2 separate regions of the Homo sapiens genome follow, and region 1 is linked to region 2. Evidence: chromatin loops called from intact Hi-C (ENCODE). Cell type or tissue: OCI-LY7. All regions are shown on one strand.

Region 1 (8,000 bases), 330 kb before region 2:
ATAACTAGGGCAGGCCATATCACAGCAATAAATAAATAAATCCAAACATGTAATGGCTCAACAAAATAATTTCTGGCTTACATAACAGTCAAAAGAAGTTCTGATGGGTGGGGGTTGCTGCTTCATGCTGTCAACCAATCATTAGCTGTATGAGAAAAAGAGCATTAAGTACCATGCATGGGGCTTTTTTTACGGTTTAGGTCTGGAAGTGGCGCTTATCTTTTTCTGCTCATCTCTCATTGGCTAAACTCAGTCATGTGGCCACATCTAAGGGCTGCTGGGAAATGTAGTCCAGTTGTGTACTTAGGAAGAAGAGAAAATGGACTTTTAGGAAGAAGAGAAAATGGACTTTATTGAGCAGCTTAAAATCTCTACCATTAAAAAAAGAAACAAATCTAGCATAAAAGATTTGGTGTTTTCTAAATGTAAGAACACTGCTGCAAAATGTAACCATTTATTATCTACACCTTCATATAGTTTATTTCCTTTTTATATCTTTCTTGTTTAAGAATTTCAGAGGTGAGGGGGACCTAAAATTCAATGGCTTTTAATTGACACATGAGGCCAGGGACGTTTGCTCGGAATAATTCAACCTCATGTTGGGTTCTCTGCCATCTCACCTTCATTGCAGAAGGAACATCTAGTTGGAGAAATATCAGGATATGTGTTTGAAAGTCAGGAAGACACAAATTGAATATTGATTGATGATCATAAGCTATTGGCATTAGAAGGGGATGCAAACTGACCTTCACTCAAGGACTTTCCTCTGCAGCATCTTTGATAGTTGTCTGTGTTCTACTCCTTGAGGACACTCAAACCAAGTTACCTCCTTCTTTTATCTAACAACCCTTAGGAGAGTGTGGTGATTCTTAGGTAGTGTACTATGAAGTGCTAGGGTCTCAATAAAAGGTTTCCAAGGTTATCACCTTGGGCTAGGTGGAGGGCTGAGCCAGGGTTGTGTTATGACTTTTGTGGTTCCCTTCCAGAGAAAATATTTAAAATTACTTTTTATGACTATTGGTATACAGATTAACTTACTAATATTATATATTACAAGATTTTTTGACCTAAAAGTTTATCTTTTTCTTCTTATTTTGAAATAAACTAAACACACTTTGTGGGTTCCTAAAAGTATTATGGGTCCTAGGCACTGCACTCACTTTGCCTCATGGATATTTTTCCCCAGGGCTGAGCTTCTCCACCATCCCTATAGGAGATGCTAACAAAGTGAAAAATGTATGTCTTATAGTTGATAAGAATCAACATCTCAAATCATAGATGAGAAAACTTGGGTGTGAGAGAGTGACTCACAAGGCTATTTAGTAGGTAACCTCACAGCCTGGACGACTCTTTCCACATCCCATGTCTTTCCATTTATCCATGTATTAATTCATTCACACCTTCTCTATTTAGTGAGATCTATACTGTGTCAGTTGCAATACACCACAGCATCCCATATACTACATGATCCTTAGGGGTAGGGCAAGTATTATTATCCACAGATGGGCTAACTTGGACTTAGAGAGGCTGGGCATGAGGTTTCTCCACAGTCTTCTTGTTGCAGAGAACAAGAATACAAGTTTTGTTATGCCACTTCCTCATCCCACTGCCCTCTTCAGCCTGGTATAATGAACAACTTTTATTTTTTAAAGATCTTGGATCATTGAGATTCCTGACCAAGTTCAATTTCTGTTTCATCTGATTAATGAAATGTAACATGGAAGGCACCCAGCACAGTCATTACCATCTGTTCACTTTAAAAGTAGCCACCATTGGATCACTTGAAGTCAGGAGCTCGAGACTAGCCTGGCCAACATGATGAAACCCCGTCTCTACTAAAAATACAAAAATTAGCCAGGCGTGGTGGCATGTGTGTGTAGTCCCAGGTACTTGGGAGGCTGAGGCAGGAGAATCGCTGGAACCTGGGAGGTGGAGGTTGCAGTGAGCCAAGATTGTACCATTGCATGCCAGCCTGGGCGACAGAGTGAAACACCATCTCAAAAATAAATAAATAAATGAGTGAAAATTAAAAATAAAAGTATCCCCCATGCTTGGGTGGTACATATGTACCCAGTGCCATTAGTACTTCTGTCATCCCCAGTTTACCGATGGGAAAACCAAGCTTCAGCGAGGCTCTCAAGATTTGAACCCAGCCTGTCTGACTCCTGCCTTCCCATTGTTAATTGTTGAACTCTTCTACCTCCCTTTTCCTGGTTCTCTTCAGCACTTTCCCTTAGAAAAGTTTCCTTTTTCTAGTTTTGAATCCTACAATGAAGCATATAGGAGATTATTCAGCTGTCTAATCATTCTTTATGGATCAGTCAGCACTTATTCATCAGGAAAGTTTAGAATCTCACCTACCACCCAAATCAGCAGGTCCTGAGTGGTCGAGGAGAGCAAAGTTCATTTGCATCCCCTCCCCAACCTTCCCCCCCACCCCTCCACCCCCAACCGTGGCTCCTGGGTGGTCAATCCCACAGAGTCCTCCTACCAGCCAAATGCCCCATGGGCTTTCTTCCCTCAGTTACTGAGTAGCACACACTGGAATCCCTTTCCTTGAAACCACTGCAGCTGGTGGTAATTAAAATAATGCATTCATAAAGAAGTCTTTTTATTTCTAAGTCTAAGGTAATTTTCAAGATAGTGAAGTGTTACGGCAAAGATTTAGATGCGTAAGTATGCACATATGTGTTTTTAATCACACACAAAGGGGCCTGAAAGGATTCTCTTCGAAGTAGAAACAGCGGTCCCTCCTGGAGTATGGAGTGAGAACGGGGGAGGTCCAATCTTTACGAGACATTTCTATATAGTTTTCATTTTTTTTCAGTGGACAATTGCTTGTTTAATTAAAGAAATTAAATACTAAGAAAGATTGTGCTATGAAGAAATGGTTATGATCTTGGGTAAAATCCCACAACCTCTCTGGGTTCTGGTTTTCTCATTTACAAAATGAGAAATTAAATGATCTCTGAGGGCCCTATCAAGGCACTAACATTCTTCAATTCTTTCTATTTTGTTTTATAAAGCACATTCTTTGTTGACCGGTGGAATCACCAGCAAGTATAGGGGACTGCTGTAATTTGCTTTTTAAGAATAAATAAACTTATGGACTCAATTTCTTCTGCTCCCACAAGCTATGCAGCATTACATCTGGCTCATTCATTTCACAGATACTTATTGAGCACATGCTGTGGACCAGAGAGGATTCTGGGTGCAAGGGGCAGAGCAGGGAACAAGAAAACAAGGTCCCTGCACTCATCAGAAAACAAACACAAAGATAAAGATGTCATATTCATTACAGATTATGATGACTGGCATGAAGGGACCAAAGGTGTATGGAGAGGGTGCTCAGAGAAGCCTTTCCGAAGAGGAGACATTTGAGCTGACATTCGAAGGATCAGAATGAGCAGGTGTGCAAATAGCTGCAGAAAGGGCATTCCAGGAGGAGGGGCAAGTGCAAGGGCCTGGAGATGGCTTGGAGGAAGAGAGAGGAGGTTGGTGAGGCTGGAAAACAATAAGCCAGAAGGAGAGTGAGATGAGTGAGCTCAGAGGGTAGGCAGGGCCAGGTCCTGCACACTAATGCTCTTGGGGGACCAAAAGTTAGATTCCACTCTAAGAGCAGCAGAAGTTGATGAAAGATAGCAGGAGAGTGATGTGCTCTGATAAGGCTGTCATCAGTGGGGGTGGGGAGAAGTGGAAGGACTCCAGATATATTTTGAAATAGAACTGAAACGTCTTAGCAGTGGGGTAGATTAGGAGACAGAATAAAAGGTATGAATGAACAATATCATGGAAGTAAGTGGCCACCCTAACCAGAGTCCTGCCAGGGAGCCCCAGTCAAGGGTCAGGACTCAGATAAAATGTTATTTTGTTTAAGCACAGTGTTCCTGCTTTATTTGTAGGGTTGAGGATGGAGGAGCTATAAAATATGGAACTGAGCTTGCAGAGCTGAAAGGGCATTTTTAGGCTGGTGATATACACATGCAAGGGGCAGCTACACTCTAAAAAAATGCCTGCGAATTTGATGACACTCCTATTGAGATGTGGCATCTGCATCCCCTTACCTTGAATCTAGGTGAGCTTGTAACTGCTTTGACCAGTAAAGTATGATGGAAGCTATGCCATGTGCTAAGTGTTGCCACCCATTTGAGGGTGGGTCATAAAAAGTATTCCTTGTTCATGGGAGTACCCTTGCTTGGAGCCTGAACTGCTGTGACTACCTAGGAACTGCCATGCTGTGAGGAAGCCCAAGTCATGTGGAGAGGCCACATGCAGGGTAAATGGCAGACCAAATCTTCACTTCATCCCAATGCAGGTACCAGACAGGAGGGCAAAGAAACCTCTAGAAAATTCCTGTGTGTGTGTATGAGTCATGCTTGTGAAACTTTGAGTCTTCCCACCTCAGTCCCAGACACTGTGGCACAGAGAAGAGATGTCCCTGCCATGCTCTGTCCACTTCTGGACCCACAGAATTTGGCTACTTCACTGAGTTTTGGTGCAAGTTTGTCACACAGTAATGAAAATGAGAACAGCCATCTGGGTGGGTTGGTAAGTCCCTAATTGGAATGTTTAGGAGGTCTGGATTTTAGTCCTGGATTGACCACAATATCACTTCTTTTAGGTTTTGATTCTAAGCACAGATATTTATGCCATTTGGGGGCTTGATGTTAACTTCCCTTGATGCTAGTCTAAATGGTCCAGGAGGAAAGAAAACAGTTTGGGCATCCTGAACCCTGGTATCTGCGTAAGTGGTGCCCTCTGTGGGTGGTGCTTTGTTAGATGCAGAATCAGCCTGTGAAGTCAGCTCAAACTGTCTCAGCTGTTGCAGGGCGGCGTATTTATTGCCTTCCTCTCTTCTCACAATTCCTCTCAAGGATCTTGGGCCTTGGAAACAAATGTCATGGGAGGCTGTTGGAATTCTGGACTCTCTGCCAGCAACTTAGCCTGAGACATTGGACAAGTTCTTTTTCTTCTTTGGGACCCGGTTCCTTATTTGTGAAATAAGGATTTGGACAAAACAAGAGCTAAATAGCTTTCATTTGTTTGTTTTTGCATGAGAGCCAGTTGAATAAAATTAAGAAAGGTTTGAAGTTTTGAGAAACATTTCTCTTTTTTCCCTTGAATTCAAAATAAAATGGCTTTTTGAGAATGAAAAGCCACACTGAGCTACTTAACTCCTTCTTTTCCATCATAACTAACATTGACTAGATATGAGATTTAGAGTATGCCAGGCATTGTGCAAAGAGCTTTATATTCTTGAGGTCATTTAGTCAACCCTTTGTGGTAAGCATTGTCATACCCGTTTCATAGATGAGAGAGCAGAGGCTTGGAAAGGTTAACTAACTTCTCAGTGTTATCCAACTGCCAGGATTTGAAGGCAAGACTCCATATTCTCCACTCTTAGCTAGCATGCTGTCCTGCTTTCGGCTCATCCCCAAACATGAAGACCTTTTCCAGAGCTTGTGCTTTGTAATTTTTGAGATTTTCGTGGGCCCCTCCTTCAAGAATGACTTCATCAATGGCCCTGGAGAAGAGCTGGGACTCAGGAGGGTGGAGCCAGGTCTTCCTGACCACCAACTTCCACCTGCTTAACAAAACATCCAGGCAAAGTGCAGATGTGGGGCTTCCTCAGCACTCTGTGTCCTGACTGAGCTCCAACCTCTGAGAATGACAGTGACAGAGGCACCTGCTACCACACCACCTGCTTTTTTCTTGCTCCATTTCCTAGACCACTTCCTCTTTGAGGACAGGGACCCTTTCCCCAAAGTATCGAATTCCTAATGAATGAACAGAACAGAGCAGATGATGGCCTCTCACATTGGGTGACTTCCAAAACCCTGTAGTCTCATGGTTAGAGGGTCAGGAGCTGGAGTCCCACAGATTTGGACCCAGATTTTAACTCTACCTTTTATAATTTTCAATCTTGTGCAAGTTACTTGTTTACTCTTGGCCTTAGTTTCTTCATCTGTAACATGAGGATAATCACAGTCTCTCTTTTTTTTTTTTTTTTTTTTTTGACACAGAGTCTCATTCTATCACACAGGCTGGAGTGCAGTGGTGCGATCGTGGCTCACTGCAAGCTCCACCTTCACGCCATTCTCTGCCTCAGCCTCCTGAGTAGCTGGGACTATAGGCGCCCACCACCATGCCCGGCTAATTTTTTGTATTTTTAGTAGAGATGGGGTTTCACCGTCTTAGCCAGGATGGTCTTGATCTCTAGACCTCGTGATCCGCCCATCTTGGCCTCCCAAAGTGCTGGGACTACAGGCGTGAGCCACTGTGCCCGGCCAGCACAGGGTTCTTAAGAGGATCAAATGCCATAGTGATACAAAGTGCTTAATTAACACTGTGCTCATTAAATATGAGCTGCTGTCTTCTTTCTCTTTTTGAAGATGAGGGAGTTGGTGATGTTGAGATATCTGGGGGTTACCTTGGGGTAAAGTGACAAACTGAAGCATCACTAGAATGCAGAGGAGGAACCCAAACTATGGAAATAATAATAACAATAATGCTACCTTACAACCAGTATAGCATGCTGCAGATTACAAATATTCTTGCCTGTACAATACAGAGACATACATACATACACACATATAGCCTTAGCTGACCCTTAACATGACCCTGGAGAATGAGGAAATCATGTCACATGATGTATTACTACTATTAAAAAATTTTTTAGAGATGGGGTCTTGTTATTTTTTTAGAGATGGGGGTGGCTCAGTTCTGGTCTTGAACTCCTGGGCTCAAGTGATCCTCTTTCCTCAGCCTCTTGAGTAGCTGGAATTACAGATGCGAACCACCATACCTGGCTACACAAGGTATTACTGAACATTGTGGAGATGTTTATCTTAAAAAAGTCTGAGCAGGCTATATGTGAACCCAGTTACCTGAAGGAGGTTGGTGAGTATGCATGTTCCTGGAAGAATGCAAGCAAGAGGCATGTTAAGATAGTGACCCTCCAGCTGTTGTAATTGTGAGAGTTCAAGATTCTGGGAACTTGTGTATGATTAACCCAAGATGAAGAAAATGGTAATCCTAAATCCTGGGCATATGCGGTCTCTCTTCACCTTTCCCTCCCTGGCACAGGCATGGCTTCACGTTCATAATAAGATTAGTGCAGCAGGAAGTCATTTCTGTGGGGTTGGGGCAGCAAGTCTCCTGTGATCTTCTGGCTTGAATTCCACATATGCTTCTTGCCACTGTCGGTCCTACTGGGCTGGATTGAGAGAGGGATGGGCAGAGATGACTCATGCTGCTGCCAGAGAGGCAGGGGGCAAGGGAAAGTGTGAGCTTCGGCAGTGTGCTAGCCAGTGGGACAGGAGAAAGCTGTAGGATAGATGAGAAAAGAGCAAATGAACGCGCCTGCAGGTGGGCTGATCACACTCTGTGGGGGTGGGGAAGGCCAAGTTGAAAGGAAATGGCACTGCTGACACCTCTCTCAGGGGAATAGGGGGAAGGGCTTCTGCAGATTTGACCATTTAATGAGTCTTCGTTTTCTGCAGCAAGGAAAGCGCTACATGTAGAGAATTTGAAAGCACAATCCTTCTGAGATATAGTCCTTGCATTAAGTCATCTACTATTAATTCATTAATTTATTGAGTACTGAATATGTGCTGGGCTTGGTGAGAGAGTGGAGTGGGAAGATTTCTGGAGCTGTAGTTAAAAGTTCTGGGTTGGCCTTGGGCAACCCATTAAATCCCTCCGAGCCTGTGTTTCCTCATCTGTAAAATGGGGATGTTGGTGCCCACCCTTTGCCCTCATAAAGTTATTGTGAGACTAGAATGAGGCTAGATGTGCAGAAAATATTTTGCAAACTGGCCTTGCTGCAGCTCTCTCTTCAGTGGGTATGGGAGAAAAATGAAGATAAATAACTGGTTTTTATTGTAAATCCATATTTTTGAAAAATGGACCATGAGTTAGTTTACAAGGTCATTATTCTAGAGTTTTTTGTTTTCTGGAGATGGAGGTCTCACTATGTGTTGCCCAGGCTGGAGTGCCAT
Region 2 (8,000 bases):
AAACACGGCACTTCTCTGCTTAAAACCCTTCCATGGGTTCTTTAGTGTTTGAGCTAAAGATCAAAATCCATAACAGAGCCTACAAGGCCTGGCCAGGCCTCTGCCCAGGAAGCTTCTCAAACACTCCTCCTGTTCCCATCACTGCATCACCAAAGCCTTCAGTCCTCAGCTCAAGCACCTATTCATCCTCCTGCACGAGCTGGTTCCTTTGTATATGCTTTCATAGAATCATGGCCCTTTCTTTCAGATTGTTTATTACAACCTATACACTCATTCATGTGATCATCTAATGGCAGCCTCCTTTATTAGCTGGTGAGCTCCATGAGCACAGGGCTGCTTTCTAGTTTTGTTCACAATAGTAAGCACTCCATAAATATTTGTTAAATATTGAATGAATTCATCTGAGGCCCCAAAGTAGGCATAATGCTTCAGCATTTGCATACAGAATGCGCCCTGAATGTGCAAGTTGGTGGAAGGGAAGTCTAGAGCTTTCCTTAGACACTTAGCTTGTTTAGGGATCCTCTTGCTAGCCAAAGGTAGAGAACTTCTATTAATCATATATCTCTGGTGTTTTCCATATGCTGCCAGCATAGAAATACAGCCCCAGAAGGACTCTCAGAGACCATGAGCTTCATTTTATAAATAAGCTTGGGGGAGGGGATGTTTCTCCAAGGTTATACCTAAACGATTCAAGAAGGTAGTCCAGCATTTGAATCCATGTCTTCAAATCTCAACTCAGTATGCTATTTACTGCATCAAACCTGCCATTACAGGAAGGTGTGTGGGGTGTGTGTGTGTGTATACAAATATATACATATATATTTTCCCATCTACATCCTACCTATCTTTCCAAATTCAACTCAAATGTCCTTGTTTTATGAAACCTAAATCCCTCCAACTAAAGGTTTTCCTTCCTTCCTCTGAATGTGTGTGTGTGTGTGTGTGTGTGTGTGTGTGTGTGTGTGTGTGTATGTAAGAGGGGGAGAGAGAGAGAGAGAGAGAGAGAGAGAAAGAGAGGCAGATTTGGTTTATGCCTATTTCCTTTATAAGAACCTGAGCCCCTTAAGAGGAAAATCAATGCCTAATGCATTTTATTTTTCTCAATTTCTAGTGCAATGCCTTGTAATGAAAAATGGATTTCATCTCTTGCATCAGCTGTCACCAATTTGAGGCCACGTGTAGATTCAGTGGGAAAAAATTCTGTAATCAACTAATGCTGTCTACAAAGGTATGGAGTGGGGCAGTGACAGTACATATCCCCATAGAAGGTGATAATAAAAGGGTTTCGGATGAATGAATGAATGAACAAATACATGAAGCTTACCAGTTTTCCAAATGTGCTATATGATCACTTTATCCTGAGTGGCTGAGAGGAGAGCAGTAAGCTCACTCATCCCAGCAGGATCTTCAAACTAGTCAGGGAAAGAAATGTTTACAAGGATTTTTCTATCCATAAAAGCTGATGATTATCAATATTATAATAAGAGCCAAGAGTCAACCACAGACAAATGTCAACACTTGTGTGCCTTAATGTAAGGGCACGGGTGAAGATTGAGGAGCCAACTTCAGACTGTAACATTAACCAGAGAAATGTAGACATCTGCCATGGAGCTGAGAACATAGTGTGGTGCAGGAGGCAAACTCCCAAATCTCCACCACATGGTAACAAGCATATGCAGCAGTGGTTGAGGGGAGGCGAGGAGGAATATTGTGACTTTACCCACTCAAAATACCCTCCTCCCACTCCACAACCAAAATCTGCTCCACCCTTTAATGCCTGCTAAAGTTCCACCTTCCCCAAGAAGTTTTCATCATCCACAGTCATAGCTTCTGCCTTGGAAGACTTAGCTCTTAAGCTTGAATCATAAATTCCACTGTGACACTTCTACCGTTGGGCTATTTCACTGCTATGGTACTTTTCTCTGTCCATATATTCATAGTTTTTTTTTTTTTTTTTTTTTTTTTTTGAGACAAATTCTCGCTCTGTTGCCAGGCTGGAGTGCAGTGGCGTGATCTTGGCTCAATGCAACCTCTGCCTCCTGAGTTCAAGCAATTCTCCTGCCTCAGCCTCCTGAGTAGCTGGGACTACAGGTGCGTGCCACCACGCCCAGCTAAGTTTTTGTATTTTTAGTAGAGATGGGGTTTCACTGTATTAGCCAGGATGGTGTCAATCTCCTGACCTCATGATCTGCCCACCTCGGCCTTCCAAAGTGCTGGGATTACAAGTGTGAGCCACTGCCCCTGGCCATATTCATAGATCTTTAAAAGGAGAATGCTCATTGAGTTTTGGAGCCCCCCAAACTGGCTTTAAATACTAGCTTAGGTTTTTATTTGTTGCATAATATAAAGAAGACACAATCTCTCTCAGTCTCAGTACCATCATCAATGAAATGGGGATAATCACCTTTCAAGACAGTTATAAAACTTAAGACAACATCTGCAAAGTATTTGGCACATAGTAGGTCTTCAAAATAATTCTTGTTTATCCCACCATCAGCCACCATTCTCTTCATTACTGTATACACACTAATTTTTTTGAGAGTAGGAGTTATACATCTTTTGTGTCTTTTATTATTTTTGACAGGGTAAGTAATAGATATTATTAGAAGAAAATAATAAAATGATGAATGCTGACGATATAAATCAGGTATGAGTAGATTGGCCTACTTACAGGCCTGCCCAAACAACATAATTTGATTACTCTAGCAATCAAACAGGAAGTAATGGAAACTTTGGTTAACTTGGGAGTTTATGTATTTAAAAAGGGCAGCACTTCTCAGCTCTAGAAAATAGAAGTTAAGCAGGAATGTGGGCCTAGGGTTGCTTAATGCCCTAAGTTTTTTTTTTAAAGATGCCAGAAATCTGGATTTTTATGCCAAATATGAAAAAGCATTGTGTAGGTCAAGAAAAACAAATCTGTGTTGCAACTCTGAAGTTGATGAGCCATGTTCAGGCAAGAGCTAAGGCCATCTCTCTGTTGCCAGTGCCTAATGTCTTGTTAGGAAGCCCCTGGGCTTCCCCAGTAGGTCCATGACAGAGGGCATCCCACTGTAGTTAGGGTTGCTACCTTTCACCTATTGTCATTGAGGCTCTGAACATTTTTATGCTGTGTAATTCCCTGACTCCTACAGACATTTATTCATTTGTATTAGAGGCATTTCCAAGTGTTCTCAACACTAAACTATAGATATACATGGTCTTTCTGACAGCAGTTTATATTCTGGTGGTGAAGCTAACCTATAAAGACACAACACAGACAACATTGCAGTGCTATCAATCAGGGCTTGCAAACTCAATGCTTGCCAAAGCCAGCAGGTAAAGAAAATGGGAAGAATGGGCTGATTGGGAAAGAGGCCATGTAGATGGGGTTTACTCTGTCCCATCTCAGCAAATTGAGGCTGCATAGACCTGGGCCCTAGTGTTGCCAGATATTTTAATATTTAAAAATATTAGTCAAGACAAGATGTCCAAGTTCTAATGTGAAATTCCATGGTTCTTACACAGTGTATGGGCCCAGAACTCAGTCTCTGTGCTGGAACTGGCTTGTGGATGGCTATATTTGGTGACCCCTTCTGCAGATAGATAACCCTATTTATCGTTGAGGCTCAATTCAATCACCACCTCCTAGAGACAAACTCCACTCTTCAAGGAATCTTCAATACTCCATACAAATTGCTGCTATAGCACTTACAACATTACATTTTAATTTTCTCTTTACAGGATAGAAAATGTCTTACTATGGATAAAGTACTCCAGGGTGGGGAATGCAACTTACTGTTGTCTGCATTTGTAGCACTTTATGTCATGCCTAGGTTTGGTTGAGGGCTCAAAAATGCTTACTAAAGGGATGGAAGACTTTTTAGATTAAAGAGATTCTTAAAGTGTAATCCCCATAATAATTGCTATAGAATTCCTCCAGGGCCTACTCTTGAATATCTTGATTCAAGAAGTAAAAAGTTCATCATGAGTCTTGCTTTAAACAAGCTCCCTGAGTGAATTTTAAGTGCACTGAAGTTTGTGAACCTCTGGGCTAAACTGTTAGCTCCACAAGGAAAGAGGCTGTGCCTTCTTTCCTGGCCCCTATATTCCTAGCGTCTGGCCCAGTGTTTGGCATGAAGTAGGCATTCAGTATGTACTTGCTGAATGAATGAATGAATAAATAGGTGAATAAATTAAAAGGTAAGAATTAAGCTGCAACTATGCTACTCAGACCTCTAATAGTAATAATCTCAATCAGCATTTCATTTATTCCTTTATTTACACTTACCACAAAGGCACCAAAATAAGCTGGGTAGCTGATCAGTAAATATCTTCTCTATGCACAATCTCCCCAAACTCTACCCCTGTAAGCTTGGAAAAGTGCTTAAAGGAGATCCCAAGGCATTGGGTTGCTGATTCAATGGCTTTACTCTTTAACAATGGCAGACCAGGGAAGCAAGAAAGATTGAACACGAAGAAGGCACCAAACTCTCACCTTGGCCAGTAGTAGTAGCCATAGTCCTCTTCTATCTTCCCCACCTTCCCTACCATATAACCACCTCTCCTCATTTTTAGTCCCCTGCTGCTAACATGTCTAGCATGAACAGGTCCCATTACACTTCCTCTCCCTTCCCTTCTCCACCCTCTGGTGGAGGGACAATGAATAGCAAAATGCAAAGGGAAAAAATCAAATGACAGCAAAAATTATGAAAAAAAAACAAATAAAATTTGGTCATTTTCTAGATCTAAGACTTATTGGGCAGTTAATTTAAGGCAACTACTAATTCAGATTTCAAAAAACACAGCACAGAAAATTAGTCTGAATAAGATGCTTTTCTTGCTTTTCCATGTATCAGTAATGAGTACATTCTTCCTAAAACTGCTTTGCTCCCACTGACATTTTTTACTCAATTAAAATTGGGACAGATGTAAAGTTTTCCCAAACCAATGGACCACAGTGAACACAGCCCTAAAGTATTCCTAGCCTTACATGAAATTTAAGAGAGGCTCCTCCAGCCAGGCCACCATTTCCACCTAACTTGCCCAGTACCCCCTTTGGGATCTGGGAGCTAAAGAAAAGAAACACAAAGTCTAAGCACAAAATAAGATTATTGCTTCTCAGATAATCCCCATAACAATGTTTCCCACTAGACTGTAAGCTACCTGAGAGCAAGGGCATTTTATCATCTCTGTATTTCCAATATCTATTTCAGTTTATAGCTTTGAAGAAACACTTAAAGAATTAACTGAACGAACAAGACAGGAATTCATGGAAACCTGTACACTAGTTCATGGATGGCAGCATCAAGTTCAAGAACTCAGATTCATCCACTCCAGGCCTGTTGACCAAAATGAACAACATTGTCTGTATCATATTTCTGTCTCCCTAATAAACAGTCATTAACCCTATTAGAGATCAAGTCTTAGGTTGCTGAGATAACAAGACAGAAGCACCACCTTTTGCCTTAGAACCTTTTCTCCTATTTTTGTCTTTTATTTTCTTGCTGTGCCAGTCAACATCTTGACACTACTAGGAGAGCAGTTCACATCTCTTTCAACCAAAACCTGCTGTAGATATTTCTCAGCAGCATGAGTGAATACACACACCAGCTATTTATTCTTGATTCTCTATGCAAGTAATACAAAAGCTATAAAGTATGACAAAAGCTATGGAGCCCTGCTCCAGGAAATAAATTAGCACATGTATATGCGTTTAAACATTTATAGGTACACTGATGCCCCCAACCAAATGCCCCTTCCAAAGACCCTAATCAAAGCCACATTAAAAAGTAAAGAAAGGTTATCTAATAGCAAAATAGCTACTCAGTATTATTCTAGATTCCCAGAAAGATAGTTTCATAGAACTAAAATTCAGCAATTAAACTTCAGCTATTTTTTTAAGGGTAGTGAGTAACACAGTAGATAAGATTTTCAACCTCAGCATTACCAAAATGAAGAATTGCTATTTTATTTATTCAATGGACCAGTCCTGTGCAAATCATAGCTACAGTTTGAAACACTGTAAGTTTTTCTCCTTAGGTACTTTATTAGACCTCTGCCTTACAAGACCCTGAAAATTCCCTTTCATTTCTTGGGTAATCCCACTAGTTGATTAGGGTACCATAAGAATCAGTGTATCTGTCACAGTATCCAGGAACATGGACCTTCAGGTCTCAAAACCACCATTTGCTTCCTGAGTAACCTTGGGCAAGTTATATAATCTGTTGTAGCCTCAGTTTTCTCATCTCTAAAAGGAAGATAATGTCTAGTACTCTGCAAAGCTCCTGTGAGGATTAAATGAGCTAACACATAAAAAGCAATTAGTGCATTACATGGGCTGTAGTCAGTGCTTAATACATGGTAATGAATGTGACTATAAATGACTATAAAGTATTTATCATAGTTCTGATGCACAGTAAGTTCTCAATAAATGAAATCTGCTATAATTATAGTTCTTGGAATTTGTAACAACATTATTTTAGGAGTGGTCTTTGGGATAGAAAGAATTCTGACTTCTCATTTTGAGACTTCAAAGCATAGCCTATTCAAATCATTGAGAACTCACCAGTGGGACTATGAGAAAGACACAAAGGAAATATGGTCCATGACTTCCACCAGAGACAGCTCAGCAGAAGTCACCAAGTCAATAGTGACACACCAAGACTATCGTGCCAATTCAATCCAGTTTGGGGTCTCAAATTGTTCTTGTGAATTCAGCTCACATTTCCCTGCCATAAATTTTTACTTGAGCTTAATCCCTGAAGGGAAAATATGTTTCCTGATTAATTTTTATGCTTTCATCTGTCATGAAAAGCCAATCATGTGAGCACAGGCTTCCTTTTCATTCCTAGTTGCCAGGAAAACTCAGAATGGTGTTTGTTGCCCACATTTTACAATGCATTCAATTCAGATGTCAGAGATTTATCTATCCCTTCTTCTTGAGGCCACCTTTGTTCTGTTTGATGCTCAATGACCATCCTACAAACTGTGCCTTAAACAACCAATTTCCTCAAGCTATTTTTAAAATGACCAAGGCACCAAGTTTTAATTATTGGTCACTTCCGAAAATGAAGAACCAGATGTGTACAACTTCTCAGCTATTATTTCTTATCAAGCTACATTCTGTCCATTTAACATGTAGATAGGAAATGCCTTAAGCACTTTAAACCACATTTTCACAAACTCAGGACCCTTAATTCTATGCCTCTCAGAAGATTCGTATGTGTAAAACTCTCTCAGCTGTGCCAGAAAACCTCTGCAAGGTAGGGAAGATGCAGTCAACCCAAGCACCCATCGTGCTGGCATTAAAGTTAGCTGACAGTGAAAAAGCAAATCCATTACATGAAGCATTGCAGGGGCTAAAATGCCAACTGCTGGAATCACTCAGAAGCCTCTAGAAATTTTTCTTGGAGGGCTTTCTCTTACAAAGACGAATGGCAACTGAAGTCATTTTTGCAACACCACCACCTACCCACAGGCCCTCCTTTCATTGGTCTAGCGCAGAAAGACATCTCAGAAATAGAAGCAATTACTTACATCTATAGGTCATCTCAAAGCTGTCGCTGATGTTCACAATATCAATCTGGGGGAGCAGCTTCGGGGGCTCTGTGAGTTGCGACAAAGCAAATCTAAAAGCAGCATGTTCCTGTGACTGCTGGTTTGGAAATAATCCCCCTATGAGAAAAGAAAATGCAACATGGTATATGGGCTAGAGACAGGTTTTAGTTCCTCACGACTCACTCCAGATGAGTCCTTTTCTTCTCCCCATGCCAAACTCACTAGCTGTAGCCTTGAGTGGTAGAGATGAGAGTTCAAATAGGCTTAACTGGACACTGAAACTTAAACTCCTACAGATGAGCTTTTTTGTGACATGGGCCTCTAATATCTATTACTTTGCTCAAACATTTGATTGTGTACCCCTCAACTCAGCTAAAGTCAGAGAAAACAGGAGACTTGTGCCATTTCTCTTCTTCCTCCCTTGTGCAAACCACCTAGGAGCTGCTATTCTCTTATATAAACAT

The links. A loop is a pair of places that touch in the nucleus more often than their neighbours do. Peaks named below come from ENCODE experiments on the same cell type or tissue, not always from the same donor. Only the 100,000 strongest peaks of a DNase experiment are listed, where the experiment ranks them.
Region 1: a loop joins it to region 2, with 2.0 times the contacts of the local background. A loop is called at or near these places in 3 of 110 quality-filtered maps.

The regions. Positions count from the first base shown.
Region 1 is chr5:153,824,428-153,832,427 of GRCh38, reverse strand. No RefSeq gene overlaps it. Among named protein-coding and RNA genes, the nearest start is that of LINC01861, 71 kb to the left of the region's middle. RefSeq lists an enhancer at 7,089-7,629. In OCI-LY7, CTCF peaks have their summits at 4,575 and 4,774 (motif pointing left); DNase peaks (open chromatin) are centred at 267, 4,767, 5,647 and 7,417; H3K4me3 peaks cover 1,343 bases; H3K27ac peaks cover 3,114 bases.
Region 2 is chr5:153,493,581-153,501,580 of GRCh38, reverse strand. It overlaps GRIA1 (glutamate ionotropic receptor AMPA type subunit 1), which reads right to left. Exons shown (of 16, transcript NM_000827.4): 2 at 7,516-7,653. Among named protein-coding and RNA genes, the nearest start is that of GRIA1, 6.9 kb to the right of the region's middle. In OCI-LY7, CTCF peaks have their summits at 4,438 and 4,637 (motif pointing left); a DNase peak (open chromatin) is centred at 4,600.